Linked DNA regions of Homo sapiens: regions 1, 2, 4, 5, 6 and 7 are each linked to region 3. Evidence: chromatin loops called from intact Hi-C (ENCODE). Cell type or tissue: PC-3. All regions are shown on one strand. Links, peaks and the distances in the headings refer to the core of each region. The heading gives the core; the rest is flanking DNA. Region 1 has its middle 5.5 kb from the start of CXCL1. Region 2 has its middle 33 kb from the start of CXCL6. Region 3 has its middle 42 kb from the start of RASSF6. Region 4 overlaps LOC105377277 (a long non-coding RNA gene). Region 5 has its middle 8.5 kb from the start of INKILN. Region 6 has its middle 48 kb from the start of CXCL1. Region 7 has its middle 54 kb from the start of CXCL1.

Evidence for each region. Peaks named below come from ENCODE experiments on the same cell type or tissue, not always from the same donor. Only the 100,000 strongest peaks of a DNase experiment are listed, where the experiment ranks them.
Region 1: a loop joins it to region 3, with 10 times the contacts of the local background. A loop is called at or near these places in 24 of 110 quality-filtered maps.
Region 2: a loop joins it to region 3, with 9 times the contacts of the local background. A loop is called at or near these places in 2 of 110 quality-filtered maps.
Region 4: it touches region 3 in a loop (11-fold over the local background); 78 of 110 quality-filtered maps call a loop at or near these places.
Region 5: a loop joins it to region 3, with 8 times the contacts of the local background. A loop is called at or near these places in 16 of 110 quality-filtered maps.
Region 6: a loop joins it to region 3, with 7 times the contacts of the local background. A loop is called at or near these places in 48 of 110 quality-filtered maps.
Region 7: a loop joins it to region 3, with 13 times the contacts of the local background. A loop is called at or near these places in 48 of 110 quality-filtered maps.

Annotation. Positions count from the first base shown.
Region 1 is chr4:73,861,603-73,866,130 of GRCh38, reverse strand. No RefSeq gene overlaps it. Among named protein-coding and RNA genes, the nearest start is that of CXCL1, 5.5 kb to the left of the region's middle. In PC-3, for the core only: CTCF peaks have their summits at 1,340 and 1,543 (motif pointing right); DNase peaks (open chromatin) are centred at 980, 1,550 and 3,610; H3K4me3 peaks cover 711 bases; H3K27ac peaks cover 3,257 bases.
Region 2 is chr4:73,801,255-73,805,852 of GRCh38, reverse strand. No RefSeq gene overlaps it. Among named protein-coding and RNA genes, the nearest start is that of CXCL6, 33 kb to the left of the region's middle. In PC-3, for the core only: a CTCF peak has its summit at 2,414 (motif pointing right); no DNase peak of the experiment used is centred there.
Region 3 is chr4:73,660,335-73,664,932 of GRCh38, reverse strand. No RefSeq gene overlaps it. Among named protein-coding and RNA genes, the nearest start is that of RASSF6, 42 kb to the right of the region's middle. RefSeq lists a silencer at 3,101-3,306. In PC-3, for the core only: CTCF peaks have their summits at 1,872 and 2,073; DNase peaks (open chromatin) are centred at 2,042 and 3,162; H3K27ac peaks cover 3,691 bases.
Region 4 is chr4:74,131,805-74,136,402 of GRCh38, reverse strand. All of the region lies in intron 1 of LOC105377277 (a long non-coding RNA gene), which reads left to right. It also overlaps a transcript of MTHFD2L not described here. Among named protein-coding and RNA genes, the nearest start is that of MTHFD2L, 24 kb to the left of the region's middle. In PC-3, for the core only: CTCF peaks have their summits at 1,753 and 1,960 (motif pointing right); a DNase peak (open chromatin) is centred at 1,992; H3K27ac peaks cover 1,204 bases.
Region 5 is chr4:73,727,311-73,731,908 of GRCh38, reverse strand. No RefSeq gene overlaps it. Among named protein-coding and RNA genes, the nearest start is that of INKILN, 8.5 kb to the right of the region's middle. In PC-3, for the core only: a CTCF peak has its summit at 2,161 (motif pointing left); DNase peaks (open chromatin) are centred at 1,418, 2,178 and 4,048; H3K27ac peaks cover 4,000 bases.
Region 6 is chr4:73,915,051-73,919,648 of GRCh38, reverse strand. No RefSeq gene overlaps it. Among named protein-coding and RNA genes, the nearest start is that of CXCL1, 48 kb to the right of the region's middle. In PC-3, for the core only: no CTCF peak of the experiment used is centred there; a DNase peak (open chromatin) is centred at 2,288; H3K27ac peaks cover 2,241 bases.
Region 7 is chr4:73,920,986-73,925,583 of GRCh38, reverse strand. No RefSeq gene overlaps it. Among named protein-coding and RNA genes, the nearest start is that of CXCL1, 54 kb to the right of the region's middle. In PC-3, for the core only: a CTCF peak has its summit at 2,052 (motif pointing right); a DNase peak (open chromatin) is centred at 2,073; H3K27ac peaks cover 1,188 bases.

The sequences.
Region 1 (4,528 bases), core at 1-4,000, 200 kb before region 3:
TTAAATGAAAACACAGCAAAATGGTCACACATCTCTATAATTTTGTTTCACTAACAGCATATCTTTCCTGTGGCATTGAAATAGCTTGTTATATTTTCCTGAAGTACACAATTCTGAAAAATAAAATAGTAACTTTGCCATGAGAAAACCTGGTAAACTCGCCCTATACCAAATGAGGAAGATTTACGTCATCAGTGTGATGTCATGTGCATATCATGTACCCCCTTGATATGATGTCACAAGAACAGCATACCTCTTTGGTGCTCTTTCAAAAATTAATAGCCCAAGTCTAATCATGAGAAAAGCATGCTTCAAACCTAAATCAAAGAATCTTAAATGGCTGAGTGGTACTCTTCAAAATTGTCAATGTCATGAAAAATAAGGGCAGATTGAAGAACCATCACAGTCCAGAGGAAATTATGGAGATATGACAATCCACTGCAGTGTGGTACTTTGGTTTGCATTCTGAAACAGAAAGAGGATGTTAACGGAAAAACTGGCAAAACCCAAATAAAATCTGCAGTTCAGTTAAAAGTAATGTGTCAGCGGTGGTTTCTTAGCTTTGACGACTATACCATGATATTGTAAAATGTTCACTTTAAAGGAAAGTGGGTGAAAGATACACAGATACTGTATTGACTTTGCAACTTTTATAAACTTAAAATTATTTCAAAATAATTTTTTTATTTTTTAGTTTCTTTTTTTAAAATAGTTTATTTTTTAAAAAGTTTCTCTTTCTGAATTCATTTAGAATGCCACCAAAATTAAATGGCCATGCGTGTTTCATCTGCTAGCTTTTAGAGAGGAAACTGAATTTTCGTTTAGTGCCTGTTTGTTCAAATATGAAAATCCAAAATATCTACTGCCGAGTTTGGACACTTCATCATGTTTCATAGGATTAAATAGTTTGCCTTCATCATTAATCACGCTGCCCAAATCTCTCATCTAGTTCTGGTAACTGGAGAAAAACACAAGTGTTTCTGCTGTAATCATCTCAGGACCCAACCCAAAACTGACGCAATGAGAGCGCTCAGGGGGAGCAGAGCTCCACAGGAGCTGCCAAGAGAATGAAGCGAATTAAGCATGTCAAGAAGCAGTGGGCATCCGCAGATTAGACAGAACTTGACTCAGGAAAATTTTCATCAAAATCACATTTTGTGTAAATGAATTGGAATGGAAAGAATTTTTTGTTGTTATTTCCTCCTTAATATGCCACTTGTATCAATGAAATCCGCATAAACCAAAATTCAAAATTTATAAGCACAGGAATGCTGTAGCCTGGAAAAATAAACAAATTCATTGTCTTGTTGGAACAAATGTTCCTCCAAGCTAATTTTTTTCAAGAGTTGAATGACGGGATTTTACGCAGTCTTTAAACGTATGCAAGCAACAATTCTTAAAGAAATGGAGGAACCTTTAAAAATGGAAGCTTTGGTAGCTAAATTCCATTTTGCCTGGAATCACTATTGAAACTTTCATAATTAGCAGTCAAATCTGGGAGCTCATGTTTTCTAGACCTGTTTATCTGTCATTGCTGTAGCACTCTGCTGCCTGCAGATGTCACCTGGCAGCTCCCTGCCTCAGCTGCATCAGGTATTTTTCACTCACTAGCCCAAAGTTTCTCTGTTGCTGCCATGTAACATCCCTTTCGCAGGAGAAACCAGAGGCAAAAGATACATGTTTTCCCATTTTTCATGCTTTGGGCAGACATTCTACATCATTTCTCAGAGGATATCCAGTAGGATTGAACCCCAGTTGCCCATGTCCTCTTTTCCTATTTTACTCTTTCCTGTTCTTGAGTCCTCTGTGTTGGGAACATTTCCCCAAATCAATTACATGCATGGCAAGCCCATGACTCAAGCTCTGTATTTTAGGGGAGCCTAAATAGAGGCACTGCTCCATCCTGAGAAGTGACCATGCTCAAGGCAGGCAGGAACCGGCGGGGCAGCTCTCCTCTGCCCCTACTTGCCTTAGGAACTCTTGTCCCTCACACCTGCTGTACCTATTTCTCTATACTCATCTCTTCCAATGTAATGACTCTGGCTCTGAGCAGAGAATAATAAAGATGTGTGAATATGATGTTAGATTTCTGGATCAGTTCACCCCCCAAAGTACAAGGGCATAGTGGGTGCTAGAGTTAGGTTCAGCCTCTCTATTCAGTCTTCCAAAGACTGCTTGTCTGGCACCCCCTTCTCGGAACACCCCCTCGATTACCAGCTCTTAGTCTGTAGATTTCAGGTAAGATAACCCATCTCTCAGTTCCTTCCTGTATGCCACCCCCAGCCCTAACCCTGCTGATTAATTCAGATGTGGACAAGTGACCAAAGCCTGGCTATATTAGAAATAGTTCCTAGAATTTTTGCTGGAACGAATGAAAAGGAGGTTCTGAATTCTCACTGGGATTGCAAAACTGGTAAAATGAGGGCCTGGAATTTTGTAATGCTTGGAGAGAACCTACCTGAGAGCGAATTTGGCCCAGAGAAAAGCAAAGGTAAGACATGAAGGGGACCATCTAAGTATATGTATGGACACCTAGGTCCTCCAGCTGGCTCTGATTTATTTATGAACTTCTCAGTCATGTAGGCCAGCAGATTTTCTTTCTTTTCTTTTTTTTGAGATGGTATAAATTAGATGTCTGTCTCTTGCCAGTGAAATAGTCTTGCCTAATACCACCCATCTTCCACACTTCTGCTACAGACAACTTTCCTACATAGTTGCTCTAGTTACTTTATTGTTAATGCATCTGTCCATTCATCCATTCAAAATTTATCTACCACTCATAATCCAGGAACTAAATTTGGCTCTAAATCGGATTACAAAGAGGGAAAAGAAGACTTTGCTTCAACTGAACTCACATCTACAGAGTGGCACAGAAAGATATGGCATTGTGTGGAGGTCCAAGACACTCAGCTGTGTGCAGAGTTTTGTGGGCACTCACAGGAGGTGAACACCTGACCCTTTTTCTTGGGAGGGTGGGAGCTTCCAGAGAAAACTTTCTGGTAGAGGGTGCTACCTAAGGTGAGTTGGGAAGGGACCCACTTCAGAAGAGGCAGACCAAACAAGCAAAGGAATGGAAACTGGCAACAGTGTAGTGTGACCTGAAAACAAAAATCAGCCGTTTATTTTTTTAACACAGAATTTAACATTTAGATTGATCCAGCAGAAGGATAGGCAGGGCCCAGTCACTGAAGGCTCCTATTTATCAATCAAGGACCATTTCAAATGTCACTTCCATTAAAATCCCATCTTTCCTTCCAAAGGGTTATCTTGGCCTTTGGATACAAATCACATTGTGGGGAGCATTGATTTACATACTCCCATACTGGATTGTGTATTCTGTAAGGAAAGCCATCATATATCTCATTCCTGTTTGCATCCACCAGACTCTAAAATTCTCTCACACCAGTGGTTTTCCTAGGGACCCATCAAAAACTATGAATATCTGGTCCTGAAAGTTCACGGGAAGCTTTGTGCCAGGACTCTGGAAAAAGAAGATGTAAACATGAAGATAAGTTTTCAAACAGGGAGTTAGAAGGAGCTAGAAGAAAAAGTCTCTAAAATGAGTCTGGTTCATGCTAAGCACTCAACAAATGTTTGCTGACATAATGCATGAGTCAATGGTTTCAGGTCACTGTTTTAAAACTAAAATATCCTTAAGTCAGGATATGTGGAAGCTTCCCTTGATGGAGTGTGGAATTTCCTTAGTTTCTTTTGCCTATTTTGACTTTTCAGGACCAGAATAAAAGATGCCAGTGGACATTTAATGAAACCAGATATGACAGTTGGGTCAGAGCCACAGTTTGAATTCTATAGTAAGAGCTAGAAAAGGGGATCCCCTACCTGGGAAAGCCAGAGTAATGAGTCTGAACCAAAGTCCTTAGAAAGCTCTGATGCCCAGGTCTGCCAATACATTTAAAGAGACAGATGGGACCTGCATCCAAAGCCAGAGGGCTTGAGCTCTCCCAGGTGTGGAACAGAAGGGGAACAATGTTAGGAATAAGGCCAGGGAGGTCCTTGTCACAGATGGAGCTGGAATATCTGTGTTTGGTTTATAGGTCATTTGCCTTAGGGCTGATAGAACAATCCAGGTCATTACAGGTTCATGATCTAGGCAGTAAGTGAGTAGATAATAGCTATTCTTCCCACACATTTTAAAATTCATCTGCGTGTAAAAGGCACAGTGATAAGTTTAGTAGAAGAGGAAAAGTTGGATAAAATATGAATTCTAATGTAAAATTCTTTGTTTAGCCTGACTACTTTCTCTTGCAATGCTATATTATTTGTTTTTCTGTTCCTGGCATGATAATCTGATGTTATGATTAGTCTACAGATACTTAAAATCATTCAGGTAACACTGAGAATCATTTGATATATTAGCTTTGCCAGATTTTTTTTTGGAGGGGTGGTTATTGTTTTTATATTTTTTTTTTTTTTTTTTTTTTTGTTTGTTTGTTTGTTTGTTTTGAGACAGAGTTTCACTCTTGTTGCCCAGGCTGGAATGCAATGGCATGATCTCGGCTACTGCAAC
Region 2 (4,598 bases), core at 225-4,224, 140 kb before region 3:
TTCTGATGTGTTGTATTTTTGTTTACATTTGTTTCAAATAATTTCTTGATTTCTACCTTAATTTCTTTGTTTACCCAAAAGTCATTCAGGAACAGATTGCTTAATTTTCATTTAATTCTATGATTTCAAATGATCTTCTTGGTATTGATTTCTATTTTTATTGTGCTGTGGACTGAGAGTGTGGTTGGTATGATTTTAGTTTTTTTGAATTTGTTGAGAATTGCTTTATGGTCAAACATATGATCAATTTTAAAGTATGTGCCATATGAAGAGGATAAGAATGTATATTTTGTTGTTTTGGGGTGGAGAGTTCTGTAGATGTCTGTTAGGTCCACTTGATCAATATTGAGTTCAGGTCCTGAATATCTTTTTTAATTTTCTGCCTCAATGATCCATCTAATATTGTCAGTGGGGTGTTGAACTCCCCCACTACTATTGTATAGCTACCTAAGTCTCTTCATAAGTCTCTAAGAACTTGTTTTACAAATCTTGGTGCTGCAGTGTTAGGTGTACGTATACTTAGTACATTTAAATCTACTTCTTGAATTGAATATCATTATGCAATGCCCTTCTTTGCCCTTTTTCAAAGTTGTTAGGTTAAAGTATGTTTTGTCTGAAATAAGAATAGCAACCCCTGCTCTTTTTTGTTTTATTTTTGCTTGGTAGATCTTTCTCCATCCCTTTACTTTGAGCTGAAGCCTGTCCTTGCATGAGATGGGTTCCTTGAAGACAGCATACTATTGGGTCTTGCTTTTTTTTTTTTTTTCTGAGATGGAGTCTTGCTCTGTTGCCAAGCTGGAGTGCAGTGGCACGATCTCAGCTCATTGCAACCTCTGCCTCCAGGGTTCAAGCGATTCTCCCGCCCCAGCCTCCCAAGCAGCTGGGACTACAGGCGCACACCACCACACCCAGCTAATTCTTGTATTTTCAGTAGAGACGAGGTTTCACCATGTTGTCCAGGATGGTCTCAATCTGTTGACCTCATGATCTTCCCACCTTGGCCTCCCAAAGTGCTAGGATTACAGGTGTGAGCCACTGCACCCAGCCAGGTCTTGCTTTTTTATCCAACTCACTATTCTATGCCTTTTAAGTGGGACATTTAGCTAGTTTACATTAAGGTTAATAGTGACATATGTGAATTTTGTTTTTAGCTGGTTGTTATGTAGACTTGATTGTGTAGTTGCTTCACAGTATCAATGATCTATTTACTTAAGCATGTTTTTTCGGTGGCCATTAACATTCTTTCCTTTCCATGTTTAGCACTCCCTTAAGGACCTCTTGTAAGGTAGGTCCTGTGGTGATGAATTGCCTTAGCATTTGCTTATGTGAAAATAATTTTATTTCACCTTTACTTATAAAGTTTAGCTTGGCTGGATATGAAATTCTTAGTTGAAATTTTTTTTTTTTTTTTTTTTGAGGATGCTGAATGTATGCTCCCAATCTCTTCTGGCTTGTAAGTTTTATGTTGAAGGTCCACTCTTGGCCTAATGAGGTTCCCTTTGTAGATTATCTGCCCCTTCTCTCTAGTTGCCTTTAATATTTTTTCTTTCACATTGATCTTGGGGAATCTGATGACTATGCATCTTGAGGATGGTACTCTTTTATAGCATCTTGCAGAGGCTTTCAATTTTCTGAATTTGCATGTCAAACTTTCTAGTGAAGTTAGGAAAATGTTCATGGATTATAGTCTCAAACATATTTCCCAAGTTGCTTGTTCTCTCTCCCTCTCTTTCAGGGATACCAATGAGTCATAGGTTAGGTCTCTTTACATAATTCCATATTTCTCAGAGATTCTTTTTTAATTTTTAAATTATTTTTTCTTTATTTTTGTTTTACTGCATTAATTAAAATAACTTGTCTTTGAGCTCTGAGATTCTTTCCTTAGCTTGGTCTATTTTGCTGTTAGTACTTCCGATTGTGTTATGAAATTCTTGTAAAGAGCTTTTCACCTCTATCAGACAAGTTTGACTATTTCTTTAGGTGGCTATTTTGTCTTTCATCTCTTGAATTATTTTTCTGGATTTCTTAGATTCCTTGGAATAGGTTTCAACTTTTTCTTGAATCTCTATGATCTTTGTTGCCATCAGATTCTGAATTCTATGCCTGTCATTTCAGCTATTTCATTCAGGTTAAAAACCATTGCTGGGGAGCTAGTGCAGTCATTTGAAGGTAAGGAGACACTCTGTCTTTTATAGGTGCCAGAGTTCTTGAGCTGGTTCTTTCTCATCTGTATGTGCTGATTTTCATTTAACTATGGTATAATTTGAGTATAGTCAGTTGGCTTCATTTTTGGATTTTTTTAGGTGGCTGAGGCTTTGTGTAGGGTCTTTATTTGTGGCTGAATTGTTGTCCTTTCTTTAACATGGGGATATATTAGCAAAGTATTTTTGGTGTTGAAGTTTGGGCTGTGATCCAGTAGATGGTGCCTAAGTGTAATGACTGGGATAAGCTCTTACTTGGCCACGTCACTGTTATGTATTTTCTTATATTTGCAGCTATGCTCCCTCTCAGTACTCTGAGAGTGTGAGCTCCTCTTCCACTCAAGTGCTGGTCTCAGATCGTGGGTTGGCATTCCCAGGCTGCACACCACAACCCTGGGGTCAGCTCAAACTTTTTGTTCTATTCTCATCTTGGGGACGGGAGGAGCAGAGACCTTGGCAATAGCATTGGTAGATAGCCATTCACTTGTCTCTCAGGAATCCACCCAAGAGAAACACAATGCCACTGCCAATCAAAACGATCAGCCAGGGGTGTGGGAGCTGCATTGTGGGCCCAAGCCAGGGGGGGCCCTCTCTGGTTATAAGCAGGGGTTCTTACAGGGAAGACAGTTTGCCCTTTTCTCTGTAGGGTGGCTGTAGCATGTTGGAGGTGAAAGTGAAGCACTCAGACTCTTTGTTTTTTCCCCAGTGTTGTGGCAGCAAGGGTGGGTACTGCTGTAGCAGCAGTGGAAAAGGGGTTGTCAGTTGCTTCTGCAAGCTCCACCTCAACAGACATAAAGCTACTGCAAAGGGAAATGTTCAGTAGGGGGTAGGGCAGCTGCACTGCCATCCCAAGCCAGTGGCCTTGCCTAGTGAAGAGCAGAGGATCAGAGGCTCAAAGTGAAGAGAGGGCTCCACTCTGTATGGTGTTGCATCATGCTGGAGGTGCCAGCAAAGTAATCATGGTCTTTGTTCCTTAGACTAAGGACCACAAAGGTGGTACCATTGCAGCGGCAATGGCAGAGAGCCTGTGAATTGTCTCTGAGATCTTTACCCCAGAGAAACCAGAGCCACCACTGACTGACATAATCAGGTAACGGTAGGACAGCTATGCTGGGGGCCCAGGTCAGGAAGCCCTGCCTAGTGATGAGTATCAGGGGCAGAAACCTACATGGAAAACAGTCTGGCTGCTTTTCCATAAGGGAGCTGCAGTGTGCTGGAAGACCGCAATTGTTCTTGGGCTCCTCACTCTCTCCCCAGCCTGAAGGCAGTAAGGTTGGGGGCTGCAACAATGGTATAAGCTATAGGCCTGTGGGTTACCTCTGGAAGCTCTGTCCCAGAGAATTGCAGAGCTGCAACCAGCCCAAATGCTAAGGCAGGAGTGGGGTGGTTGCACAAGGGTCCCAGGCCAGTGGGCTTTTCCTCATGAGGTATAGTGGAGGCAAGGCCTGTAGTCTGCCCACTCCTTAGCACTATGGATGTAGCCCTTCCTCAAGGTATGTGAGAGATCCTGGCCTACCTTGTTGGTGGAGCTACATCAGCTGGTGCCAGGGTGCTCAGGGGTCTAAGGCCCTTGGGGCTTCATGTGGGCCTCTGTGGCAGCTCTGCCCAGACTCCATGCAGCTTTGCATATCTGGAGGCCGCGGGGATAGGGGGTCAGTGAGGATCTCCTGTGCCCAGTATTGTAAAGATCTCTGCCAAAAGTGAATCCCTGGGGCCTCTTGCTCACTCACCATTTCCCTATGGTTAGGAGCCTCCTTTGGCTTTGTGCCAATCCCAGGTGGGTGGCTGTCCTGTCTCATTCCTCTCTGAGCTCCATGGGTCATGTTGCTTCCTTGATGAATCCCAATATGTCCTACTGGGTGATCCAATTGAAGAGCTAATGTTTACTGGCTACTCTATTTAATCTCCCTCTTTTTTTCTTAGTCTAGCTAAAAATTTGTCAATTTTGTTTATCTTTCCAAAACTCAATTCTTAATTTTATTTATTTTCCTATTGTTTTTCTAGTCTCCAATATATTTATTTCTGCTCTAATTTTAATTCGTTTTATCTGCTTTTCTTCAGCTTAGTTTGTTTTCTTTTTATAATTTCTTGAGGTATAAATTTAGATTGTTCATTTTTTTTTCTCGAGATGGAGTTTCACTCTTGTAGCCCAGGCTGGAGTGCATTGGCATGATCTCGGCTCACTGCAACCTCCAGCTCCAGGTTTCAAGTGATCCTCCTGTCTCAGGCTCCTGAGTAGCTGGAATTACAAGCACCTGCCACCGTGCCCAGCTAATTTTTTTATTTATAGTAGAGATGGGTTTTCACCATGTTGACCAGGCTGGTCTCAAACTCCTGACCTCAGGTAATCCACCTGCCTCGGCCTCCCAGAGTGCTGGGATTATAGGGATGAGCCAC
Region 3 (4,598 bases), core at 400-4,399:
TCACTTTAAGAAAAGTAGAGCAATTTGAAACACTCCAGGGGAAAGGAATAACATTCTACTCTCATGAATAAAAATTACTGGGGCCTGTCTCAGCAGAAAAAGTAATTCCTGGGAAGAGAAGTATCTCTTATGAAAGGCTTTTCCCCAAAACTGGATGGTTGTGTGGGAGAGGAGTTGGAGGGTGCAGAGGAGGCACAGAAAGGAAGAAATAAGCATAATAGGATGAGTGAGAACCCCAAACAGAGCCCCACTCAAGGCTGCTGTCCAGGAACTGGCAGCATCAGCATTGCCTAATGTTGGGAATGCAGGATCTCAGGCCCCACTTCAGACCTCCCAGGACCAGAATGTGCAAGTCCACAAGACCCCAAGGTGATTCCAGCACACATTACAGCGTGAGAAGCAATGGTTTAAAACAATGGTTCTCCACCTTGGCATCACTTTGAATTTTCTGCAGAACTTTAAATAAGCACTGATACTTGGGTCCAATCCCAGAACTTCTGATTTAATTTTTCAGGAGTATAGTTGGGGCACTGAGGATTTTTAAGCTTTCTTAAGTGATTACAATGTGCAGCCAAGATTGAGAACTACAGATTTAGTGGACTGATAATGGCAGTTTCTGTTTATTTGCTCTCCTCAGTGGCACTAGGATGTATGTAAATTTCTGTTTTAGACTTGAAGCCATGAGACCCTGTAAGAGGAGAATTTTTTATGATCGGGTGTAGGACACTCGACAACAGGTCATGGAAATCTGAGTGGTTTGCATTATATAACAGATCTTTCCTTACAAAATGTACATGTACAATAAATTTTTATAAATAAGAATTATTTTGCACTCTTAATATTTCCCATACACTGTACTAGACAACCATGCCCATTATTTCTAATCATCCCATAAGCTCTACAAAGATAGTGTTATTATCTCTCTTTCACAGATTTGGAAACTGAGGCTCAGAGATGTCAAGGGATTTCCAAGGTGACACATCTGATAAACAGTGCTGTCAGGACTTGAGTACAGGTCTTCTTGTCTCCAAAGCTGAAGTTCTTTACTCTGCCCTAACTGCTTCCCTTAAAAACACAAATCACATTTCAAAACCACCAAGTTTGTCATTTTAGTAAATACACAAGATGAATTATTTTGCAAGGCAGAGTTACTTGATGCAATCTCTCTTAATTTGCCTACTTTACACATTACAAAGTTTATGTAGATTTTCCCAAATGTAATCCAAGCTTTGATTTTAGCCCTCACATGGTGAGTTTTAAAAACAAATAACTAACTAGTTATTCCTCCTCCTTTCTTCCTGTTTTCCCCACCTTAACTCCAAGTCTTTTATAGAGTGAAGTTCAATTAAAATAAAATAAAATAGAGTATTGCCATGTAAGTATATTTAGCCTTCCAATTACCTGAAGGAAGTAATAAAGGAATAATTAAAACATTATGGTTCTGTGTGGGTTTAGTGGGCTTGGATGGTAATTTTCCTGACAGGAGCACACAAACTGATGCCCAGTAAGATGCTGCTGTACCCTGTTCTCAAACCACTTAAGAATGATATTCACGTTGCAAAGGAAACTCCCTATTGGGAACCCCTGGTGGGGCTTCCTTTTGAACATTTATACCACGATGTACCAGAACACACTGCTTTTATAGTATCAGACCACCCTCCAGTCTCTGGGTCAAAAGTCTGCTTAAAATGAATCCAGTAGCTGATAAAAATGACCTGAGGATGGAAAGAGAAGCCCCCAAATCACACTGGGCACCACACAGATGCCCAAGCAGATAAAAGTGATGCCTTAGAGAGACCATCAAGTGGCTAGTTCACATGCAAATGTTGCTCCAAGTACTTACAAAGTGAGGAGCTCTATACTAAGTGCTTTATATGCATTTTTCCATTGAATCTTCATAGAAACTCTACAAGAGTCTGTTAATTTTGTTTTACAAATAAAAATGCTGAGAAATGGAGAAGTTAAGTGACTTTCACAAAACCATGTTGCTAGTAAGTGATGAATTAGGAATTCAATGGCCACGATCTAAGTCCAGAGCCCACGTTTTTAGCCCAATACTGCCACTTATAGGTAGGATGTAATATCATTTTCTATAGAGATATTAAAATGGCAGATGCTTGACAGGTCTAACCAGCACCTACTCCCCCTGTTCCTCTCCAAACGGACCCCTATTTTCCTTTAAGGAAATAACTGTAGTGACCACCTGGTAATTACGCAGTAACCATGATTTCTTAGTGGACTGACCCACTTCCAGCTCAGGGGAAGGTCTTCAGCATATTCTTACACCCCTTGCAATGATGGTCAATTTACCTTGGTTCAATCTGAGTAAAGATCTGGAATTATCATTTGGTGATTGTGAGAAGTGATGCTTTCTACTTGGGAAATGAATAAGGAAGTGTGCAGCCTTAGCTGTTACGGCAGCCATCTTTGTGACCATGAGGTTACAGCCAGGCTGAGGATGAAGCCAGCATGAAGACAGAGGCCAAAATCTTGACCAAAAGAAGTCTGATGCTGGCTCTTCCTTTGGTTTACAGTTTTATGAACCAACAAATCTACATTATTGCTTAGTTCCCAAGGAGTTGGGTTCTCTGCAACTGAAAAGTCTTATCTGATACATGGATACCAATACTGTATGCTTTGTTGTCTTGAAATAATTCTAAGTGAGGAATTTACTTTCAGCATGCTATGGTCTTAATAGGAGCTCCATTGTGGACATCTTCCTGAAGATAAAAATATAGAATAGTCTCTAGACAAGCTCACTGCTCAGATAATTGCTCTACTGCTAATCTAGACTCTATAATTTGAAATTCATCATAATAGGTTAATATGAATAAAGGCATTCACAATGAGTCAATTATATTGCTATTCATCAACTTGTGTAAGTGCCTGAAGCACAATTTATGTCAAACTCAAGGAACACAAGCTTCATATCCTGAAAATTTGGGGAAAACGTTATTAGTCATAGGTACCTTTTAAACTAAAAACAGGAAATTTTGTTGTGAAATAAAACATGACCAAACTAATTGTTTCTCATTTTATTCAAAATCGTTTCCCCCATGAAGCTTTCCTCAGGAATTGAAAGAATGATATATACACTTCATGACTCAAGTCTTTCCACTGACCTCACTTACCAAGAGCTGCAGAATGTGGCTCCCCACATTGGCTATGATGCTCACCACAGCCCTTCTTATCATAACAGACCTCTTTCCTATCCACATTCCATGTGCACCTCAGCATGTTTCCTGTGGGTGTCCATTGGTCTTTCTGTTTACTCCCAGATAGTTGGATCAGCTGTACTCAAGATGGGAGGAAACTTCAAAATGTCAAAATGCCTATATAAGCAAATGGCAAGAAGTGTACCAGCCAAAGGCAAACTGGATTGTCATCTCCTTGAAAGTAGTTCTATACTCAAATTGTCTAAAGTGACAAGTATACAAATATATAATGAATATGCATGTATATGTGCTTATACATATATATTAAAATTTATTTGGGAATGAGGAAGATTGTTGAGCATTTGAAAAAATTTCATTGGACTATTAACTTGTCTGAAGAAAAGTATAATGGAAATTGAGGAAATCAGGAAAGGAAATATTGTACAAGTTAGGAAAGTTAACCTGGAAGGCTAGCTTATGATAATTGTGGGTTTTGCCATTGAAACTACTGTTAAAAAACACAACTATTTTTGCATCAACCTAATACATTATCCCATAATTATCCCTTGGAAGTCACCTGAGGGAGAATTGTTTTGCTCTCCAATAAATCTAACCAAGTTAATCTGAAATTACTAAAAGGTAAATTTTTAAAGTTCTCAATGTCCTCCTCCAGGAACACACATGGTGCGGGGCAGGGGGTGGGGTGTCTTACTAAAAGGGCATTAGAAAGAACTTACAGAATGTGGCCTTGTGTCACGTGATTTGGAGGAGGGTTTGAGAAGCATGGCTTTGCTCTAGATCGGATGTTGTTAGGAAGTGATATAAGGTCATGACTGGATCTCTCAATAATTCTTATCTAGGAAGAGGGAAGACTAGAGTCAAGCTAAAACTGTCAGCAATAAACAAGCAATAGCCACTCTAATTAGCCAGGATTGGGAGATATTGGGCCATGTTTGTGATTTAAACAGATTTCATTCTTTGCCTGTGTTCATGCATGGTTACGGAGAGGTCTTGTTTTTGTCTTGATTCACCATGGTCATAGGGTGGCATTGTCTGATGTCGGTATTCTGTGAAATCATTTATTTGAAGAGGAGATCGCTAAGACATAGCTGGAGTGCCAGGCCAGCTCCTGGATGTCAGAGGCATCTTTTTCTTTCCCAAAGCCATACAAATTTTTCAATGTCTAATCATATAAAGCAAATCTTTCCACTAAACAACAACAACAACAAAGTCCAAAAAGGCTGAAAAAGATATGTGTAGATTTATTGTATGAGTAGGAAATTGTTTTTTCATGTTACCAGTAACTTTCATTAGAGAAAGTTGATAAACTGTCTCATCTTCCTCATTCAAATTTGGATTAAATTTTTAGACTTTGTGAACACAAGTTTTCAAAATTAGCTAAACAATTCTTCATGCCAAGAAAAACTGAGCAGAATTTTTGAG
Region 4 (4,598 bases), core at 162-4,161, 470 kb before region 3:
CCCAGGTATTGCATATTCTTTGTAGTTTTAAATGAGATTGCCTTCTTGACTTCATTTTTGGCTAGATCAGTCTTGGTGTGTAGAAACACTACTAATTTTTGTACATTGATTTTGTATCCTACAACTTTACTAAATTCCTGTATGAGTTATAACAGTTTTTTTTGGTAGAGTCTTTAGGTTTTTCTGCATATAAGATGAACAAAGCTAATTTGACTTCTACCTTTCCAATTTGGTTTTCCTTCATTTCTTTTTCTTACCTAATTGCTCTGGCCAGGACTTCCAGTATTATATTGAATAACAGCAAAATAATAGTGAAAGTGGGCATTCTTATCTTGGTCTAGCCTTTAGAGGAAAGGCCTTCAATTTTTCCTTGTTAAGTGTGTTGTTAGCTATGGGTTTGTCATAGATGGCTTTTATTATTTTCAGGTATGTTTCTTCTATGCCCAGTTTGTTGAGGATTTTTATCATAAAGGAATGTTGAATTTTATCAAATGCCTTTACCTTTATGGCATCTATTGAAATAATTATATGATTCTCATTCTCGATTCTGTTAATGTCGTGTATAACATGTATTGATTTGCATATGTTGAACCATCCTGTATCTCTGGAATGAATTCTACTTGACAATGGTAAATGAGTATTTTGCTGAAGATTTTTACATCTGTGTTCACTGGTGATATTGGCCTCTAGCTTCTTTAAAAAAAAAATGTGTCCTTGTCTGGTTTTGGTATCACAGTAACACTGGCCTTGTAGAATGAGTTTGAAAGTATTCCCTCTCTCCTCTTTAATCGTTTTGAAGTATTTGAATAGAATTGGTATTAGTTCTTTAAATGTTTGGTAGAACTTAGCAGTGAAGTTATCAGGCCGTGAGCTTTTCTTTGATGGGAGACTTTTTATTATGGCTTTGATTTCATAACTCATTATTGGCTTATTGAGGTTTTCTATTTGTTGATGGTTCAATATTGGTAGGTTGCATGTGTCCAGGAATTTATCCATTTCTTCTATATTTTCCAATTTGTTGGCATGTAATGGTTCCTAATTGTTTCTAATGATTCTTAGTATTTCTGAGGTCTCAGTTGTCATGTGTCCATTTTTGTTCCTACTTTTATTTATTTGGGTCTTCTCTCTTTTTTTCTTATTCTGGCTAAAGATGATTTGGAGCTCCTTTATATGCTGCTTGCTTCTTTTCTCTTGCTGCCATTACAGTTTTATCTTTATGCTTGATCTTTGACAGTTTGATTAGTAAATACCTTCATTAGTCTTATTTGACTAATGTGATGCTCTAAGGCCTTCCTGTACCTGAATATTTATATCTTTCTCATGTTTTGGAAAGTATTCTCTTATTATTTCTTTGAATAAGCTTTCTACCCTTGCTCCTGCTCTGCTCTCTCTTGAACATCAATAATTTTTAGATTTTGTCTTTGAGGTAATTTTCTATATCTTGTAAGTGGCCTTCTCTCATTTTCATTCTTTTTTTCTTTTCTCTCCTCTGTTTATTTTTTAACAGCCAGTCTTTGAGCTCATTGATTCTCTTCTCTGCTTGACCTATTCTGTGGTTGAGATCCCCTGAAGAGTTTCTTAGTTCAGCAAATGTAGTTCTTAGTTACAAGATTTCTGCTTATCATTATTTCAATTTCCTTGTTAAATTTCTCTGATAAATATCTGAGTTGCTTTTCTGTGTTATCTTAGAGATAACAAAGTTTCCTTAAAACAGCTGTTTTGAATTCTTGGTCAGAGAGTTCACAAATCGCCATCTCAGGAGGGTCAGTCGCTGGAACTTTGCTTTGTCTAGAAGGTTATGGTTCCATGTTTGCTGTTGTTTCTTGTGGGTATACATCTATGTATTTGTATTAATAATTATTTAGTCCAGCTTTATCTGTCTAGTTTGGTTTGGTTTTTATTGAATACAGTTGCTTATGAATCTTAACTGCCAGCTTGCTGCCTTGTTTTCGGCTCTAGATGGCGCCATAAGCCTATGTTTACCTTGACTTTTGCAAATGGCCATGGCACTGCCTGTCCCATAAGGAGGAGGACCAAAGGGATTACCCTAGCACTGTGGGAAGGCCGGCCACGGGTGTGTTCCCAGGGGACTTGTGGAACATACTTGCTACATGATTTCTACTGATTTGGCATCTCCTTTGGTCAAGTTACAAGGAGTTTTTACGGCTGAGGATGGTAGTCCTGGCTTCCCTATTTGTCTTTGCCAGCCTTCACAGACATTTCTCCCTCCAGGCAGTCACAGTGCTACCTGTGGTTTAAGGCAAAGGCAGGTCTCCTGGCAGGAAACCGAAGAAGATGGGAAAGCTGGTTGACAATCTCAATTTCACGTTTTTCAGTGCAGAAACCATGAGTTGAGGGCAGATTTTTCATACTGCTGATGCCTGGTGTAATGCAGGGAAGAGGCCTCATGGATGTAGAATCTGGTTCTCCTACCATCTGCTCAGAATGTTTCCACTTCTCTGTACCTACAGGAACTGTCTCATCCTCATACAGGATCTCTGGGTTGCTGCTGGTGAAGATCTTGCTGCTGTGTATTTCTTTTTGGTTTCTGGTGGAGGGGAGAGAAGCAAGCTTGCTTCTATGCTGCCATTTTGGGATTAGAAAACCGATATGTGAACTTTATAACTAAGAATTCAAAATAGCAATTTTAAGGAAACTCAGTGACCTACAAGATAACATAGAAAAACAATTCAGATACTTATCAGAGAAATTTAACAAGAAAATTGAAATAATAATTTAAAAATGAAACAGAAATCTTGGAACGGAGAACCACATTTGCTGAATTGAAACACTCTTTAGAGGATCTCAATAACAGAATGGGTTAGAGAAAAGAATCAGTGAGCTCAAAGACTGGCTATTAAGAAAATACAGTCCAAAGAAAGAAAAGAAAAAAACAATAAAAAGAAATGAAGGCCACCTTTAAAATATAGAAAATTACCTCAAAAGACCAAATCTAAAAATTATTGGTGTTTAAGGGGGAGCTGAGCAAGAGCAAGGGGAGAAAAGCTTATCCTAAGAAATAATAACAGAGCACTTTCCAAAACTCATGAAAGACAGAAATATCTAGATATAGAAAGGTCAGGGAACACCAAACAGATTCAACCCAAGTAACACTAACCAAGGCATATAATAATTGAACTTTCAAATATCAAAGACAAAGAGAAGATCCAGAAAGCAGCAAAAGAGTAAAATAACAAAGCAACTCCAGTTCATCTGGCAACAGACTTCACAATGGAAACCATGTAGGCCAGAAGGAAATAGGGCAGCATTAACAAAGAGAAATTGTCTTTCACAGACAAAAGCTAAGAGAATTCACCACTACTAGACCCGTCTTGCAAGAAATGCTAAAGGGAATTCTTCAACCTGAAATTAAAAAATGCTAACATATTAGTGTACTAACTAAAAGAAAATATTTCAAGGTATAAAACCCACTGGTAAAATTAAGTATGAACACAACCCCAGAATATGCTAATAATTTAATTGTGGTGTGCAATCCAATCATAACTCTAGTAAGAAGCTTATAAAGACAAATCTATCAAAAACAATAATAGCGACAACAACCTGTTCAAAATAGATATTTTTAAAATATGCGAACTGATATAATAAAAATTCAAAGTGTTTGTGGGAGGTGTGGAGTTAAAGTGTAGAGCATTTTTTTCATTATTATTATACTTTAAGTTCTGAGATACATGTGCAGAATGTGCAGGTTTGTTACATAGGTATACATGTGCTATGGTGGTTTGCTGCACCCATCAACCCGTCATCTACATTAGGTACTTCTCCTAATGGTGTCCCTCCCTTAGCGCCCCACCCTCTGACAGGCCCTGGTGTGTGATGTTCCCCTCCCTGTGTCCATGTGTTCTCATTGTTCAACTCCCACTTATGAGTGAGAACATGTGGTGTTTGGTTTTCTGTTCTTGTGTTAGTTTGCTGAGAATGATGGTTTCTAGCTTCACCCATGTCTCTGCAAAGGATGTGAACTCATCCTTTTTTATGGCTGCATAGTATTCCATGGTGTATATGTGCCACATTTTCTTTATCCAATCTATCATTGATGGGTATTTGGGTTGGTTTGACATCTTTGCTATTGCTATAGTGCTGCAAGAAACATACCTGTGCATGTGTGATTATAGTAGAATGATTTATAATCCTTTGGGTATATATCCAGTAATGAGATTGCTGGTCAAATGGTATTTCTGGTTCTAGATCCTTGAGGAATCGCTACATTGTCTTCCATAATGGCTGAACTAATTTATTCTCCCACCAACAATATAAAAGCATCCCTATTTCTCCACTTCCTCTTCAGTATCTGTTGTTTCCTGACTTTTTAATGATTGCCATTCTAACTAGTGTGAGATGGTATCTCATTGTGGTTTTGATTTGCATTTCTCTAATGACCAGTGATAATGAGCTTTCTTTTTATATATGTTTTTTTGGCCGCATAAATGTCTTCTTTTAAGAAGTGTCTGTTCACATCCTTCACCCACTTTTTGATGGGCATGTTTGTTTGTTTTTCTTGTAAATTTGTTTAAGTTCTTTGTAGATCCTGGATATTAGCCCTTTGTCAGATGGATAGATTGCAAAATTTTTCTCTCATT
Region 5 (4,598 bases), core at 411-4,410, 67 kb before region 3:
AGAACACTTTCTATATCCCAAACACTTTTCTAGGTGCTTGGGAAAGGTTAATGAATATCACAAATAGAAATGCCTACCCTTAGGAAGTGCCTTCGGTGAATAAATGTTATGAAAAAATAAACATAAAACAGATGGGGGAATTAGGGGAGTCAGGTGTGTGAGGAGTGAGCAGACTGCAGCATTGGAGAGTCAGAGGAAGCCTCCTTGAGAGATTGATGCCGAGCTACAAATGGAAGAAAGTAGGAATTGGCTCTGACTATGTGGGCGAGCATTCCAGGCAAAGGGACAGTGAGAGTTAACAGTTAGTTGGGAGCATGACTGGCGTGTATGAGGAACAGTAAGGAGGCCAGTGTGGCTGGAGCAGGGAGAGCTGGTGAATGGGAAAGGAGGACAGACAGCAAGTGGCCACACTAGATAGGCCTTGCGGGTCATCGCAAGGATTCCAGCTTTCACTCTGTGGGGAGAACCATTGCAGTGTCTTTGGAAAATCAGTGACATGATCTGACACTCTGACAGCTAGGGTAAAAAGGAGTATGGCAGGAGGAAGGGAAGCAAAGCAGGATAACCAGTTAGAGGGCATGATGGAAATCCAGGAGAGAGATGATAATTGCTTACATTAGACAAGCGTGGTGACTAGTGGTCAAATTCTGGATAATTTAAGGTAGAGACAGCACAAAACCCTGAAGGATTAGGTATAAGACATGAGAAAAAGACAAAAGTCACAGACGATGAAGACTTCAGGTGTGAGCAATTGGAAGGATGGAGCAACTAAACTAAAGTTGCAGAATTATTTGAATGTGGGGCAACTCTTGCTTGATAGAGCTCTTCTGACCACATCCTCAGTGGATATCCTCAATTAGGCAATTAGGCCCATAGTTGTGTGACCCAGTGGCTATGGCTGGTGGTGGAAATAATGAGGAGGCACGGAGGCAGATAGAGGGGTGGGGGGCAGGGTAATATTTATTGTCTTCCAGCTCCTGTACTGGGTTCTTTATAAAAGTTAATTCATTTAATTCTCATCACAAATTTATGTGCTTGGCGCTATTATCTCCATTTTTATGTTTAAGAAAACAGGCTCAGGGAGTTAAAATTGTACACACATAGCAAGCAAGCAGCTGGACCCAAACCTGAATTTAAATCAGCACCCAGGTCTCTGGCCCCAAAGCTTGAGCTCTCTTCCCTCTGCAGAATGAAGTCCAGCCTGGGTAGAGCTCTGGCAGCCCACTTAGTGTTCATGTCCCAGTGGCCCAAGTCTTGAAAACTAGTTTAACAAAACTCTTTTAAGCTTAGTAAATAAGGTTGCAAGAGCATCAGGAAAAGTTTCTGACGGGTCTGAATTTTGTGCTTAAAAGGGTGAAACATGCCCAGTGACCTCACCTCCATTAAATCTATTCAATGACATCTGTGGTTTGTAAACAGTTCATCAAATGGGCGGGGTGGGAGGAGTATATTTGTCCAGGGCTTTGCATTCACAAAAACCCTTAAAGCTGATCTTCAGTGTTATTAACAAATAAGGTCAAGCTGCCAGCCAGAGATATTTTGATAAGATTGAAAACAGAAGACACATAATACTTAACTTTAAAATCTTATCCTGTCCTGAACATAGAATCTGAGTATACTACGAAGTGCTTATACTTTTAATACCACAAATACATTGCAATATATTTGTGCAATCTAAACATGTTAATTTATTAAATATAGGCAGTTAATGTATTTGTAAAAGTTTTATAATTTTGTTGTGACATTTCTCTTCTTTCTCTTTAAAATATTGATATTATTTAAAAAGAAGAATAAGAAAAGAAAGGCGATGACTCAGGCCCACCTTGACCTTCACAAGGGCTCTGTAGTAGAAACTTACAACACAACAAGCCACCACCTACCTTAATAAATATACCACAGTGAGGGAAAAAGAAATTCAGGAAAAATGACATATTTTTCTCTTTTCTGTGGTAAGTAAGTGTCCAAGTACAGGTCTTAAGCTCTGCACAAATTCCAACTTGGATGTTTTTGGAATCTTGGAGCTTGGTAAGGTAACGTATAGTAAGCCCTTAATCATATCTAGTTGGCAATATAGAAAGATTTCTAAAAGGAAAAGGCTCAAACAAGAAATCCTTCTGATAGTCAGTGTATCCCAGTATAAGCCCCACCTTGTGGTCAGAAGGCAGCACTGTCACACTCCCATCCACAGAAGAACTGCTGAAAGGCAGGGCTGGGAGAGTTTCAGTAAATGCAGCCAGAATCTTAGGCAAGCACGTTGTCCTCTATTTCTCAGCTTTTCTCATTTCTGTGGAATGGTACCAGTTCACTTGCTCATTTCCTCTGTGTATGTGTATGTGTGTGCTGTTGTTGGATTTAAACACTGGAGCTTGTCATTTTCTGCATCCACCTCCTCCCAGTTTCATCTTCATTGGAACTTCCACGTCTCTGAAATTAGGCCTCCCAGCAGGGCCCAGTAGCTCACACCTATAATCCCAGCACTTTCGGAGGCCGAGATGGGTGGATCGCCTAAGGTCATGAGTTCGAGACCAGCTTGGCCAACTTGGCAAAATCCCGTCTCTACTAAAAATACAACAATTATCTGAGTGTGGTGGCAGGCACCTGGAATCCCAGCTACTCAGGAGGCTGAGGCAAGAGAATCACTTGAACCCAGGAGCCAGAGGCTGCATTGAGCCAAGATTGCACCACTGCACTCTAGCCCGGATATCAGAGTAAGACTCCATCTCAAAGAAAAGAAAAAGACAAAAAAAAAAAAAAGAAAGAAAGAAAGAAATTACACCTCCCAGGTTAAAACAAACCTGTTTCTTCTTCCATTTACAGTGTTAGGATCAAGAGGACTTGATCAGAATCCCCTTAGTTTGTGAACACCACGAAGACTGAGGTGCAGCCTCAGCAACACTGGCTGGTCAGAGACACTTGTGGCTGTGGACTCTGTGTGTGTGTGTGTGTGTGTGTGTGTGTGTGTGTGTGTGTGTGTGTGTGTGTTGGGAAGGAAGGCAGTCTATCCATCTGTTCAGGGTGAGGAAAGGTGAAAGAAGGATGTGAGAAGGGACAGAAGGAGAATAATTTTTAAAAAGATGGAGAGGGGAAAAAAGGAGACAGAAAGGAAACCTATGCTGAGGTTCCTTGAGCCACTTTAGGGAGGGTATTAGGACCCTGTTTTCTTTCCATTTAAGGGAAAGCAGGCAATTCCTTAATGTGGGGTCTATCATAATAGTAACATCAAAATATCTTTGGAATATGTAGCAATGTAGTATACAAGGTATAGACTTTCTTTTTTAATTGTAGTGAAATACGTGCAGCATAAAATTTATAATCTCATTCATTTTTGAATATATAGTTCAGTAATATTAAGTCTTCACATTATTGCGCAACCGTCATCATCATCTGCCTCCAGAACTCTTAGTACCGAATAAAAGTCTTTGTTCAAATTGAGGCTCTGACACTTACAATCACTTAGTGTCTGAGGCCCCAGTTTCTCTCATGTGTAAATGCTGACTTTAATGAAAAAAAACAATGGAAATGAGTTGTCGTGAGCATTAATAACAATATTTGTAAAATGCTTAGTATAGTAATAAATGATAGTAGCCATTATTTTATTATGATGATTTCCTGGAACTCTTTGTTTTATTATGATGATTTCCTGGAATTCTCGCTGCTTGTTTCCTCTTCATGAATAACATGATCCTAAACCTTCCCATAATCACCTAGTGAAGCTACTTCCCTCCCCACTAGATCAAACATACCCTATTACCCCATAGATTTCTTACATTATTTTGTGTATTGTTTTTTAGAGCTGTGTATTATTTCCTATGGCAGGGAAATGGGACCAGAAAAAAAAAAAAGTAACTACCAAGGTAACCAAAGAGTACGTCTTTAGCACAACTGTGTTCCAACCTATGCAAATTATCAACTCATTTTCATAGCTAGAACGCTGAATGCTCAGAGTCAGTGAGGCCCAGACTGGAGGAGGGCAGGGTCAGGGAAGCCAGTCACCGGCACAGCTTTCGCCCAACAGCCTCCAAGAAGTCAGACTCACAAGACCTTCTTCCTTGTGTACACATCCCCTTCTTGTGAAAGGAGTGGCTGGACCGGTGGGTAGTCCCTCCCTACCGATTGCCCCAGCTCTGGCTCCTCGCATGTCCAGTGCCCCTCCTGCTACCCGCTAAATACCTCAGCTCCCTGTCACAGCCTGTCAGGCTGGATTTGTAGGAAATTTTTAAGACAGGTTAAGTTTAAAAGGCTCCTGCAGGAATTGTAATTTCCGTCTATTTATGGAACCATTCTGACTTCCCATACATTATCCCATTCAGCTCTCAAATATAACCCTTCCTTCCTTCCTTTCTTCCTTCTTTCCTTCCTTCCTTCCTCCCTCCCTTCTTTCCTTCTTTCCTTCCTTCCTCCCTCCCTCCCTCTTTAACATTTGCAGTTCCTTATTATAATATGGTTCTCTTTTAGTGTAGCAAATTTGGAAAATAAAATATAAAGAAGGAAATAAAAATTGGCTGTAATCTCACTACACAGAGATAAAGATTTTAATGTACATCTTTCAGTATTACATGTGTATTCATGTACATACATTTTTAAATTGGCATTACATG
Region 6 (4,598 bases), core at 219-4,218, 250 kb before region 3:
ACCAATGGGGGATTTTGAACAGAGCAGAATCATAGTTTGACTTACATTTTGTAAAGATTGCACTGGCAAGTGTGTTAAGAATAGACATAGAAGAGCTTAAAGATACCAGTTAGGAGCCTTTTGCAATGATTCAGGTGACTGAAGATGGTGGCTCAACCCAGGGGGGTAGCAGTGAAAGTGGTTATGAAGGTAGAACCAACAAGATTTTTTGTTGGATTGGATGTAGAGTGTGGGAGAAAGAGAAGAGTTGAGGATGACTTTTAAGTTGGCCTATAATAATATTTTAGGCAACAGATACATAGATAGAGAAAACAGAGCTGGAGTGGTCAGGTTGGATCCAAAAGAAATTGAGAAATGAAATTTATTAGAATTGGAGATAAAATTTTTATCTTAAATTTAAGTTCAGGTATTTACCAGTTTAGGAAAAACCTTATAAAACATTCTACCTTTATTTTTAAAGCCTCCCAAAATCAATCGCCTCCTGCAAGTAAACTTGAAGTAGCTGTCTCATTTCTCTCGCTCTGAATCATCAATTTCTTCTGTGCATTTATTAATGTCTTACATAGTACTTATAAAAGATAAGTATTAGAGGATATAAATCCTAATGTTTTAAATATTTTTGTTGGTAAGTATGAAAGACAGGGAAAATGAGCTCAAGAACTCCTTGGTGTGTGTGTGCGAGTGCATGTGTGTTTAGTAATATATAGTTTTTTTCTTTTCTAGTTCCTTTTAATTGGTCTCTTTTTCTCTTTTTCCATTTGGGACACAGACTTGACTGGGAAAACTGGGATAAATCGATAGGGATGTTCTCTTATCTTCATACTAACCTGGAGATACTTTTGTAAGAGTTTATCAGGAAAAATTGCAAAGTCAACAACTGTCAAACAGTTTTTCTTTTTGTCAGCTTTCACCTTCATTCCCAAGCTGTTTTGCCTCCTCCTCATTCTTGTATCTCTGGAACCTAGAGCTTTGTCACTTCTCTCTGGAAGACCAGAGACTGTCATGCAGATCCACGTCATCTTCAAAATGAAAATTATTCCTCACGCCCCATGCCCAATCCCCTTCCATATCAGTGCTGAAAACAAAATAAGTTATTAATCTGTTTATAGCACTTGACCCTAAGATACTAATGAATGAGCCAAAGATTTATCAAAGAACTTCAAAGAGAATTTGTACAACAAAATGCTATCTCTAATAGAAAAGTAAGTGGAGTTATATTCTTATTACAGACTACCTCTTAACAACACCCAGAAAACACACATACACAGACTGAGAAAACACACACACACACACACTCCCACGCATCCCTATAGAATCATTTGCTGCCATACCGCCCCTTCCTTCTCTCCCAGACTCTTTTCACACACAGCTTTAGTGCAGTAGAGGTTTATGCTTGTGTTCTAACAAGGTACCAATAAATGCCATTCCTCATTTTCTTGGAGTGTCCTGTGGATTCACACATTGTTTTATTGGAAGGAATGTACCCTTGTAAAACTAGGAGGCAACATAGTATTGACTTGGCCAGAATGAGACTCAGAAAGCCATGTAAAGGGCTAATAGTCTATTCAGTGTTTTAAGAAATGATTTTGTTTCCCCCACTTAGAAATAGTTTTATTTTCCTGTATCAGAATGCAATTATTCTATCAAAGTACAAAAGATCATTCTCTCTTCTCTTATAGTTAACACATTTTTCCAGACACGACAAAATATAACAACTAATAGAAGTACTTTAAATCAGCGGTCCTCAACCTTTTTTTTGGCACCAGGGACCTGTTTTGTGGAAGACAATTTTTCCAAGGATGGTGAGGGTGGGGGAGTAGTTTCGGGAATGAAACTGCCCCACCTCAGATCATCAGGCATTAGTTAAATTCTCACAAGGAGCTCGCAACCTATAAACCTCGCATGCAGTTCACAATAGGGTTCATGCTCCTATGAGAATCTAATTTTATCAGAGATGGAGCTCAAGCAGTAATGCTGTCTTGCCTGCTGCTCACCTCCTGCTGTGTGGCCCAGTTCCTAACAGGGGACAGACTGATAGCCCGGGGATTGGGCACCCCTGCTTAGATTATAAACACAAGAAAATTTAATGGAATTAGGCCCATTTCTGATTAAAGTATCAAAGAGTCTCCCAGTGCTATTAACACTGACTCTAATCCAGGATACAGAAAAGTGCTGGGTGGCTCCATTACAGATGGAGAAATTGCCTAGAGAGGGTAGGAGGTTTCTCAACATAATGCTCAGAATCATAGAAAGGAATGAAAAGCCTCTGACTCACTGTCTGGTGTTTTCCAAAGGCCAACCACATTTAAATGTTTAAATTCAGAGCCAAATACCTCCAAATACAACTAACCACAGAGACTATGAGGGAATCAGGTCATTTGGGAAAAAAACACAAGAAGTTAACCTCTTGAGCAAGTGTTAAACATACCTCAGAATTATGGTGGTGTCTTAACTTTGTTTACTACAACATTAAACTAAGAAAAGTGACAGGCAGAACATTGGGGACGGTACCATTACCACACTAAGACTAAAGTAAATAAACGCTTTGGGCTAACTGGCTACTTCTGAAATGAGAATGCAACACAGGACCAAAGAAATAAAAACCAAAGAGCTTTAAAATGGCCAATTGCAAAATAGAAAAATAAATGTTTTTATAATCTATAGAACACCCAGAAAAAAATGTGTTTTTGTAGGCAGGAGATTTTTTATTTTTATTTTTTATTCTTTTGGAATTGCCATAATTTTTACTCTCCTAAAATCAGAACCTCAGACAAGGACTTGGGTCCTTGTAGTTGATTTGCGAGGGTATCCAAGACACAAACATAAGAGGTAAGAGGAGTGAAACCTGGAGGAGTGGGAAGCCAGTATAAATGTATGCCTCACTGAGTTGCTGCTATGAGAAACAGGGCCTCCATTCCTCTGGAATTTGTGGGGAGCACATAGAATGCTTTCTGGAATTGCTTGCCTTGAAGGCCTGGAGTCTGGTGCAGGTAACCATCAGTTCTCCTTGCCTAGTGGTTGAGGATTACTCCCAGGGACATAAACTCTCTTCCTCTACTTGGGACTCTTTTTCCATACTAGTCAAGCAGACTCCCACTACCTTGGGGAAGGCTTTGAAGCAGAATGCAAAAATATGCTTGCTCTTACAGTGGACTGCTATCAGTGCAGGATGAATCTGAGGTTTTCTGGAGCTCTTCACTACAGTTGTGACTGAGATGAAAGGTAAGTTTGGGGTATGTGATGGGGAGGAAAATAAATGAATGTCATGGTCTGCTTCACTCAGAATTGCATCACTCATAGTCTTGCATTACTCCAATTTACAGGAGCTCATATTGAATTTTCTTGGTCATTTAGTTTTAGAGAAACAAGCTACCCTCATCACTACTGCACCTGGTCCTTAGGCCATCATCAATATTCATCATCTCCCTCCTTCAATCCATTCTAGATTTTCACTGTGTTTTGTCAGAAATTGAAATAATTCAATATGCTTACCTGGTAGGGTCACCTAAATTTTCATCCCTGAGGGGTTTGAGCTCTTGGTTGTCTTGCCCTTGTCTAACCACAGTTGCTGAAATCGCTTATTTACCATTTTTCCATGGCATGGAAACATCACAAGTCCCCATAAGTGTCAATGATCTGAACTATTCCTGACAATCTGAGTCAATTATATCAAACAGTATAACTTTTTTATTTATCTTCTGGCCCACAAGCATGAGGAACCCAAAGTGACCAGGTGGCAGCTGTGGCTTTAAGTTCAATGGAACACTTTCTGTATGCCCTGGTACCAATATTCTTCTCTCCATGGGTCACCATTAAACATCCCTTCAAAATGGCAATTAGGATTGTTCCTACTTGATCTTTTCATGACTAATACTCTATGGGTTACGCTATTGCAAATTCCAGGCATTTTTGTTCCCCAGAAATTGTATTACCTTACTGACACCAAATAAAAACATATAATTATCTTTGATGGTATTTCATATATATATATATATATATATATATATATATATATATATATATATATAAAATTGGCAACTAGTAGTGATTATTCTGCAATATCACATTTTTCTTCATTAATGAGAGCTTGATTTAAAGACCCAATGTGAAATTTTTGTACTTTATTACAAAGAACAAAGTGACAGATACTGTAAGAAAGCAATGGGAAAAGAAAAAAGTACAGAGAGAATTTAATGCCATGTTACCCACAGCTCTCAATTTAAGCTGTTTTGTTACTCCTTTAGGCAGCTGGAATCATGGGGGAAAGAGTTTATAAACAAAATCTCGACAATGGGACAGAGATTTACTTGTGCCTCAAAGAAACGTCTAGCTATTTTGATTGGTTATTTTGAGTTTTTGTTCTCTGTTTTATCATAGCATTAGCAGATTTTTCACTTTGAATAAGCCAAAGCTCATTAACCTACATCTCTCTGAATCTTGTTGAATTTGAAATTTTCTACTGCTGATAGCCAGATCCAAACTGTTGAATATTGGTGTAGTTATATAAGTCACTACAGTTGCTCAGCAGTGAGAACTTCAAAGTGATTGTGTATGTCTCATTATCAAGGGAGAAATAGTGGCTACTCTTGGAATGCAAT
Region 7 (4,598 bases), core at 407-4,406, 260 kb before region 3:
TAACAAAGTACCACACACTGAGTGACTTAAAAACATAAATTTATTTTCATACAATTCTGGAGGCTAGAAGTCAAAGATCAAGGTGTCAGCTGAGTTTTTTTTTCCCAAACATTTCTAGACATTAAGAGAGTATATACATGGTTATAAAAAGTCACTTAGTCTGGAGTATATTGAAATCAAATTTATTTGTATATGATAGATTCAAAATATGTAATATATAAAATATCATAAATAAGTCCAAGAAGAAATATATAAATATTTCATTAGAAAATTTTAACATATATTTTTAAATAATTGATAATTTATGCAGAAAAGACATTAAGATACAGACTATTAAAAAGCACAATTAATACATTCCATGCAATGGATATATCTGTATATATGTTTTTACATATATATCGATATATATGTATATATGTATATACATGTATCGATACATATACACATATATATCGATATATATACACATATACATATATATGTAAAAACATATATACATGATATATATATCAATATATGTAAAAACATATATACATGATATATATATCAATATATACATATCCATTGCATGAAATGTATTAATTGTGCTTTTTATGTATATGTATGTATATTAATATATATCTCCACATACTCAATTTTCAATAGCTACAGAGTATATTCTTTTCTTAAAAAAGCCCACTTTATTGAGGTGTAACTGATATACAAAAAGAAAAATAACAAACAGTTAAGGAGGAAATTTTTGGAAGTAATGGATAGGTTCATGGCAAAGATTATGGTGATAGTTTCAGAGAACATAGTATTTTCAAGAAGACATGGACCATTTATGAAAGCTGACCACATATTTAGATAGAAGGCAAGACTCAAAAATACTTTTCGATGTTTGTTGTGATACACACAATGATCTGTGATTATTGTGTGAATAAGTTAGGTATCAACCACAAAACTGTACTTTAGAAAAAAACTCAACAATACTGAAAGCAACATATATTTGGAAATTAATAAAATCACTTCTAAATAACTCAAAAATCAGAAAATCAGAAAATACATAAAAACTTATTAGAAAATATATAGAATCAACTGATAATTTTGCCGTATGTTGAACACATGAGACCTAGGTAATGTAGGGACATTTACAGCTTTAAAATGCTATGCTAGAAAATGAACTTAAAATATCTAAATTAAATAAAAAGACAAAGAGAAGGAACTAGATATAAGAGTAGAAATTTATGAAATTGGAAACACACATTCAATAGAAAGGATCACCAAAACCAAGAGTTGGTTGTTGAATAGATTTTGGTGTGATTGGTCAAGACTGCAGACATTACAAAGTTAACAAGAAGATGTTATCATTTGGTGGCGATTAATGTGAAAATAGGTAAAATGGACAAATTTGTAGAAACATATAACAGTAAATTAAAGAGGAAATATTATATTTAAATAAACCTGTAACCTTTAATAAAGTTGAATTAATACTTACAATATTTCCTACCCAAGAAATGCACAAAACCAGCCATTTTTAATAGGGAAGTCTACCAAATATTCAGGAAAAAAAATTCAAACTTACAGAAATTATTTCACAGTGTCAAAATTTAGATCCCTTTCTGACTTACTACATAAGGCTGACATATTCCTGATAATAAAACCTGACAAGAGCTATTTCTGAAAGGAATTTTTCAGGTGAATCACAATATGACTATAAATGTAAAAGTTCTTTAAAAATAAAGGATTAGAAAACTGAAAATTAGAAGTTTAAAAAATACATCAAGGGATACAAGATTGACTCAATATAGGAAAGTCAATCAATATAATTCACTAAGTTGAAATGTCAATGAAAAAATATAAGAACTCGTTAAATATTCAATATAATTATCAGGGTTTATTTTACTACATAGTATATATAATACTTCTCAATGGTAAAAATCAGCTATTACAATATGATGCCATTTTGCAAAAATATGTTTATTGAAAAGTAATATGATCTAGGAATGGAAGCCAAAATTCTAATTCTAGGATTTGATAAATAGGACTTTTCTAAGTCTGTCACAAGGTGGCCCCAAATCCATATTCTTCATGGCTCTGCATTTGTGGAAAATGAATCAAACAGCAAAAAGAAGGTAATACAGCAAAAATCTAAGGTAATAATAATCCAGTGTATACATAGCCCACTTAATAATCAATTGTCCACTTGGCTAAAAGAAGAGAGAAAAGCAATCTTATTACATTTGAAATGAGGAAGGAAGCTGATAAATGCATCAAGGCATTTTTCTTCAAGATTAGTCTCAACAAAAGTAATAAATAATCCTTTTGACATTCAGTATTTCGATGAGCACACAGGCTAGTAATATGCAGGCTTGGCTGAGAAAAATCTGTGATCTTTACCTTTTCCCTCTTTTCTATTAACAATTATTTAGTTTTTGACCTTGCCTGAGTACTTGTAAAACAGTTTCAGAACTGTCTTCTTTTTTCTGTTCTACTTGCCATACAAAGAAAAACTGTAGATTATAAATCATGTAAGATCCTGTCAGGAAAGCCTCTGATTAAAAGTCTTATACAAAATCATGACTAATTAATTCATTTCTTCTTCCTTCCTCTTATCTCAGAATCCTTGAAGTCTTAAGATGGCACCACAAAAATTTCTTTTCAGACAGTGAGAAATTCTTTCAAGGCTGGGTAACACAATGCTAGAAAAAATGCCTGGCTATTGACTGCAACTGATAGACAATATTTGAATAAATAGTAAAACAATTAGTACAGAAGATTGATATTTTAGTTTAACTTAATTGTGGTATAGCTTGGACAAGTCACTTCAAGATAATAATATTTTATTCTTGTGGTTTTTTGAGAATTAAGTGAGATAGCAGGTACGGTTCTGAATACTGTTCCTGGCACATGGAAGAAACTTAATGCTACTTTTGGCCATTGTCAATGCTTTCATTCAGAATACAATGGAATAATGAAAATAATTACTTGTCAATGGAAAGAGCTAAACATATCCCTGCTTATATTCTCAACTGATTCTGAATTGGGCTTCATATACCAGCTCTAAATGGTATCTTCCAAATCTGTTTGTTTTTGTGAAGGAAAGGGTAGTCAGAAGTGATAGACAGCCTGACTTATCTTGAAACAGCACAGCCTGGAATTTAGTAGGGTGTTCTGAGTATACCTTAGCAAAAAATATAGAAAACTATGATTTTTGAGTGAGTTCATAGATTTTTAAAAGTAAATGAGAGAGGCTTGATTTGATTGTGCACTGTCTACTATGAATTTTATATTTGTCTCAGGGAAAGGAAGCAGAAATGGCACAATTGTTGAACTTAGTAATCTTCAAAAAAGTCTCTTCTGCTTCTGCCTGGTAAATAAGAAGGTAAAGGGCCGGGCGCGGTGGCTCACGCCTGTAATCCCAGCACTTTGGGAGGCCGAGGCGGGTGGATCATGAGATCAGGAGATCGAGACCATCCTGGCTAACAAGGTGAAACCCCGTCTCTACTAAAAATACAAAAAATTAGCCGGGCGCGGTGGCGGGCGCCTGTAGTCCCAGCTACTCGGGAGGCTGAGGCAGGAGAATGGCGTGAACCCGGGACGCGGAGCTTGCAGTGAGCCGAGATTGCGCCACTGCAGTCCGCAGTCCGGCCTGGGCGACAGAGCGAGACTCCGTCTCAAAAAAAAAAAAAAAAAAAAAAAAAAAAGAAGGTAAAATTAGACAATCTAATTGTAGTGTAGATAAATCACAATTCATAATCAATTCTGACTCATTATGCTCAGAATTTCCAGCACATTATTTAGCACAAATTATTAAGATTCTATTGCCTATTCATTTATGGCAAGGATTTTTACAACTAGCCATCAAGACCAAGGTCTTAGACAACATTTGTAACACTAAATGTAGAATGCAGGTCTCCATGCATTTTAAAGAAAAATGTTTAATGCTTATTTTCCAAGATAAATGTGTTATTAAGACATGGAAACATTCATCAAGAATGTTGTTTATAACTGAAACATTTCAAGGTGGATCCAAATGCAGTATTTATACCTGACCTTTTGAAACTTGCCAAAAGCTACATTATACTTTTAAAGACTAAAGATTGAAAAAAGAGTGCCAAAAGTGATTAGTTATATACGTACATACACACATACATACCATGCATACCAATATACATATACACTAGATACTCTGCTAAATAATTTTTATATATTATTGCATCTAATTTTAACATTGATTTTATAGTACAAGTACTATTATTATCCCTATTATCTTAGATGAGGAAATCAAGACTTGATATGCTAGATTAGTCTTGTCTGAAATATTTGCCAATATACTATTTGATTATGAAATAATTGATATATGCAAAAGAAACTTACCAAAGATGTAAAGAATAAAGCTTAATAAAAGGCATAATAAAAACAAACACCCATGCATATCGTGAACATTGGAACTAGACTTTTACCAATATTATTGAATCTTATGTGCTTTTCCACTATTCTGTCCCTCTGCCTCCAACCAGAGTTAATTACAATCCTAAATTTTGATATATTCTTTGAGTAAGAAGTGTAGCTATTTTCTAAAACCATCCTAATTATTGATTTATTTGTGGCACTTA